2 separate regions of the Homo sapiens genome follow, and region 2 is linked to region 1. The links are chromatin loops, found by intact Hi-C in ENCODE. Cell type or tissue: dorsolateral prefrontal cortex. All regions are shown on one strand. Each heading gives the region's core, and the rest is flanking DNA. Links, peaks and the distances in the headings are about the cores only.

Region 1 (2,814 bases), core at 40-2,539:
GACTAACACACAGCCCTCGAGGTTGACAACATGCATTGCTTGTCTGGTCACCTAAGAGTTTTGTATTCCAAACTTAATTTTCACCTTGTCCCCCAGGGTTTTAGTTGCTTCTAGTGTTTTTAGCAGGTAGTGTCTCAGCTTAAGCACAGTATGATTCAGGCATGTGCCAGAAAGCCAGGAGTTAAAGCAGAGGCTGCAGGCATTACTTGAATGAAGGTTTAAAGGGACTCTAGCTGGAGATGAGAGGTGACACGATTAAAAAGGAGAAAAAAGAGGAGATGGGAGGGGCAGAAATATGGTTCAAGGATAAGAGGCCAGTCGCTGGATGGTAAGGAAGCAGCATTCATTTTTCTGATAGCTCACAGGCTCAGCTCCCCCAGGGACTCAACCAAAGGGGACCAGTGAAACCCAAGGGTCTAGATTTTTTTAACTATAATTTTAATGGGCATGGTGACGGCAAGATTATCCCCTATATTTGTGCCAGAGACTGCTACTTCTTCTGTGCTGGAAAATGATGCGTGTTCTATAAAACAAGAATAGCAAGAAAAAATATTTTTGCCATGCTTATTTGGCCCCAGGTAGTGTGCTAAGTGCCTTATGTATACTGTGGATATATGAGACATCAGCAGTCTCAACCTCAGGAATTCTCAGCCTCAGCCCAGGCATGGAGGGCAGCACTTACAGCTCTGGTATATTCAGGAATCCCCAGGAGCAAGACATCTTCAGGGAACATCTGTGCCATAGATGCTGATTTTGACATCAACAGTAGCCAGCCTCTAAGATAGCAGTGATCACCTCCTGGTTTTCGTTCCATAATGCAATCCCCTTCCATAAGTAAGGTTGACCTATGAAACCAGCAGAATATTGTGGAAATGTTAGTGTATGACTTCTCAGGCTAGGTCATAAAAGACATTGCAGAGATAATTTTTTTTCCTTCTCTCTCTTGGATCACTTGCTCTGTGACAAGTCAGCTGCCATGAACACTCAAACAGTCCTATGATAGGACATGTGGTAAGGAGCTGAGAGCTCCTGCCAAAAAGCCAGTGACAAATTGAGGTTTTCTGCCAACAACCTTGAAAGTGAGCCATCTTGGAAGCAGAGTTTCTAGCCCTAGTCAAGCCTTCATCCCAAGCCAAAAATTTAACATCAACCTCATGAGTGATTTTAAGTCAGAACCATTCAGTCTAGCTTTCTGAATTTCTTACCAAAAAAAAGTGAAATGATCAGTGTTTATTAATTTAAGTTTATAAGTTTTGGAGTACATTGTTATATAGCAATAGATAACTAATACAGACTTGGGTACTTTAGTACTTGGAATTGAGGTACTGGAAAAATAAATAACTCAAAATATGAATGTGGCTTTGGAAAAGGCAGTAAGCAGAAGATGGAAAGCCTTTAGGAAAAGTATTATGAAACACCAAACACATGTAAAAACACTGTTATTAGAAGCCATTTGTATTTGAGAAAGGTATGAATAGAGGCTTAAAGGAGATATAGGAAAAAGTTAGTGAAAAGCGGGGGAAAGGGGATGCTTGTTATCTAGCATCAGAAAGTTTAACAACACTATTTCCTGCAGTTATGCGAAAAGTAGAAAATGTACCACATGAGTGGCATGACCTAGCAAAGGAGATTCCAAGACGGAGTGTAGAAGGTGCTACTTGTGTGCTTCTTGCTGCATATTGCAAAATATAGACAAAGAGAAGCTAAAGGAAAGACTCGTCCTCTTCCCCTACCCCCAGCTTTTTAAGGTATAATTAACAAATAAAAATGGTGTACAATGTAATGTTTTGATATATGTATACAATGATTTAATCAAGCTAATTAATATATTCATCACCTCACATACTTATCATAGTTTCGTGGTGATAACATTTAAGGTCTACTCTCTTAGCAATTTTCAACTGTACAGTGCATTATTAACTAGAGTCACCACACTGTACAGTAGATATCCAGAACTTATTCATCCTGTCTAACTGAAACTTTGTTCTTAATGAAAGACTTTTAGACAAAAACGAAACAGGAATTTCTGATTCTGAAAATCCCCAACATCTCCAGATGACTAACAATTATAAAATTATGAAATTGCTTCCAGGCAAAGATACAATCCAAGGTACTCCCCAGAAAACATAGTCTTGTAATAAAGTTGAAGGTGTGGCTATAAATCCTTAAGACCTTTTCTAAATCTAACATGGTGCCACAGAAAACTGCTCAGTCAAACCATGAAGTTTCTCAGAAGCTCAAGGGTAAATTCCTTTAACAATCTCAGCAGAAACTCAAGTTAAAGAAGGACTTGTCTCAGAAAGATTTTCAGACAGGGCTTTTGTCTAATAAGGTGCCCACAAATATTTAAGACAATTATAGTGGCACAGACACCACTACTTTGAACAGAAAGGGAAAGAAACATTACAAAAGGAACCAAAAATAAGGACTTTGGATCCCCAAAATTCTACTGGTAGGAAGTAGGCTGTGAAAACGACACAGCTGCAAAAACAGCTGATAGTCCTTTCATGCAAATGCACGAATGACTCAGAGACAAGTACCAAGAGCCCAGTGGGCAGATCCAAGAACAGTGGGGAAGAAATAGGACTGCATCCCAATCAAGCAATATCCAAAACATGCCCATTTCGACTTCAGACCATTGACTCTCATATGCCTGCTGCTTTCTACATTTTTGAACAGGAGTGTCTTTTGTAGTTATCTTATGCCCATCCCACCACTGTCTGTTGCATTTTAGAGGAAGATAGCTTGTCTCTATTTCCCAGGGGTGTTCAGATCAAGATCAGCTGTACTCACAGAGCTCTATTTGAAAAACTA
Region 2 (2,814 bases), core at 80-2,579, 84 kb before region 1:
AACGGGGTGTGACTCTGGACTCTTGCTGCCAAGGAGAGAATAGATTGGGGAGATGAGAAGCCGAGGGAGTAGGCTCTCCTGGAGTCCATGCATGACATGCTGGTGGCATGTGGTGGCCTGGTGGTGGGTGGATGAGGAGCAGATATGTTGTGAACTGTGGAGAAGGCCATGTTGCTGCTAGTTAAAGCAGCTGGATACTGAATGGCCTCAGAAGCAGGAGACTAACCATGATGTATCTGACGCTTAGCTGTGGGAGTCCTGGCATAGGACAGAGTGACAAGAGATGGCGCTTCTAAGGAAACATATCAATCAAGATCAGATACAGTAGCTTCTTGTTATTCACAGGAGTCATGTTCTAGAAAGTCACCAAGAACTCTGAATTAGTGAATACTGAACCTTTGCTCCTAAAGGAAATACATGATGATGTTCCCACAAGCCCCTAGTCACACATTTTCATCAACCAATCAATACATACCATTGATTTATGTGCATTTAAGACACCCTATTTAACCTGTGTTGCTGATTCATTAATATTGAGCTCACAGCCTACAGCACCATAACCGCACCTAAAGGAAGCTCCTCTAACACTCTTATTTTCTCCATGAAGCACATCACAGCTTTCTTGTTTCTCGGAACATCAGACAGCTCTTCAGTGCTACATTTGGGAGCCATTTTGTATAGCAAAGTTACCAACAAAGATCCCATAAGTGCGAAAAACACAGTACTAACTGGACTGCGAAGAAGACGCTTGTCTACAGTATGAGAACGGAAACAAAATGGCTGTGCGGCCATCTTTGACCCAGCTGGAAATGTGCTCCTCCAGTGATTTGAAGTTTTATTGCCACTCTGTACATGTCCGCAAATGACGAAGTGCTGGGAATATTGATTTGGGGGTAACAAATGAATTTTAGTGAGTAGGCAAATTCTCAGATAGGGAATCCACAAATAATGAGGGCGGACTCCATTTGTTAAGACATTGTTGTGTACTTGGAGCATGTATGTATGGGTTGCATGTGTACATACCGGAAGACGAAGAACACGCAACAATGTCCGGGTTTATCCTATGCACTTCTCAACAATGTATAGAAGCGTCACAAACTCTAAATACTACTATAGCCAATAGGAGAGGATTAAGCCTTCTAAGACTATTTTATTCAACTGAGTTAGCCACTTAAGATTCCAGTACATCCAGTTAGAAGAAAACATTATAATATTGTGTTTGCATGAAGAATCCATAAGATATAAAAGTGTACCAACAGATCATTAATTGTATACAATTTATTTGTAAGAAGGTCAATGCTTTCTGATCACAGGACGTATTAGAAATACATAAATGTGAGATTCCTGGACAGTTTCAAAATAACAAAACCAACTCTCAATTTATTTGGTAAATAAATAATCATGCCAATGGATCACAGGCAAATAAATCTTAAGCTCAAAAGACATTTTAATACTCTGGTTACTCTTTAAGTAAATCCATGTGAGAATTTTAGTACCTAAAGTGAAAATGGCGAGTTCTGGGCTTCCTGCCAATTTCATTTGGGGTGTGAAATTTCTGACTTACAAGCTGAAATTCTTGGAACCTTAGAAGAAATTTTTTTTTTTTTTTTATAATTGAGAATGGTTCTCCCACCCACAAAACGACCTACTTCCTTTTACCTAGCAGCTTTGGAGGAGCAAGTGTGAGCGGTGTGAGAAGGACCTTCTGGGAGGCAGGACCTCAGTCCACCTGCAGCCCCACAGCCTCTCCTCACTACTGGCTGCCCCTTGGTGCACGAGCATTCCACAGCCTGGGGAATGTCATGGCACCAGTAAGGCATTGTGCCACCACATCCCCAGCCCAGGTTATTTGAGGTAAAGGGAGAAATGACAAAGGAAGTGCCAGCACCTGCTTCCGCACTCCCCTTCCCAGCTTCTCTGGAGGCTCCTTCCTTCAGGGATGTCACATTGTTCCTTCCTCCCTTCACGACCTCCCTCAAGCTTGCTGCCTAAGCAGCCTCCTAATGTCACTTCTGTGATTTCTCACTTCGGGGTATTTTTACCCATGGGTGTGAGGAACAAGGAAGCAACATGTCGTGGAAGGAGGGTAATTGCCCATGGCTCCTCTATCAAATGAGAGCACAGGAGGAGCAGAAGAGACTTCTCCAGGGGCACGCAGCTTCTCCCTCTCCTTGGAGAGCTTGCCCTGCATCCCCTGAAATTTTGAAGTGCAGGAACTTGCAGCCCGTTCTTATCTGAGGAAGCTGAAGAGACTGTGGATGAGCCTGACTCCTGCACAGGATATCTCGCAGACATGGGAAGGGCTGACACACTGCTGGGGCGTAGGCCACACTGCTGTGCCCCGCCAGGCGTGGGCAGGGCAGGGTAGAGGGACAGTCTGCGTGAGTACTTGGACCCTGTTTTAGCCAGGAGAGCTGCCTGGAGGGACAAGGAGATGTCTGTAGAAAGAGGCTGGTTGGGGATAGAGGGTGAGGGTCTTACCAATGCCCCTGGGCTAAGGAAGGAGCCACAAGGCTACCCAGAATACAGGCTTATCCTTTCTTAAGGTAAAACCAGGTGAGAGAGTCCAACCTATAACCTACCAGGAGCTCAAATATACTCCATGGAAAGAACCAGACATCTGCCAGGCCCAGGGTATGAACCACCCAGCAATGTAAGAATTACCCCATCCTTTTAGCCTCCCTTCTCCTCCTCCTCCCAAGGCAGGAAGCAGAAGCTTGTGAGATAAGGCATTCTAACCCCCTCGTCTCCAAACTGACCCAGGCTGGTGCCAGGAGGTTGATGCTTTAACATGAAGCCAAGTCAGACATCTTG

Evidence for each region. A loop is a pair of places that touch in the nucleus more often than their neighbours do. Peaks named below come from ENCODE experiments on the same cell type or tissue, not always from the same donor. Only the 100,000 strongest peaks of a DNase experiment are listed, where the experiment ranks them.
Region 2: a loop joins it to region 1, with 5 times the contacts of the local background. A loop is called at or near these places in 1 of 110 quality-filtered maps.

What each region holds. Positions count from the first base shown.
Region 1 is chr13:34,670,318-34,673,131 of GRCh38, forward strand. It overlaps LOC105370159 (a long non-coding RNA gene), which reads right to left. Exons shown (of 3, transcript XR_941849.2): 3 at 110-845. Among named protein-coding and RNA genes, the nearest start is that of LINC00457, 31 kb to the left of the region's middle. In dorsolateral prefrontal cortex, for the core only: no CTCF peak of the experiment used is centred there; DNase peaks (open chromatin) are centred at 1,028 and 2,524; H3K27ac peaks cover 1,097 bases.
Region 2 is chr13:34,586,236-34,589,049 of GRCh38, forward strand. All of the region lies in intron 2 of LINC02343 (long intergenic non-protein coding RNA 2343), which reads left to right. All of the region lies in intron 1 of LINC00457 (long intergenic non-protein coding RNA 457), which reads right to left. Among named protein-coding and RNA genes, the nearest start is that of LINC00457, 53 kb to the right of the region's middle. In dorsolateral prefrontal cortex, for the core only: no CTCF peak of the experiment used is centred there; a DNase peak (open chromatin) is centred at 1,544; H3K27ac peaks cover 761 bases.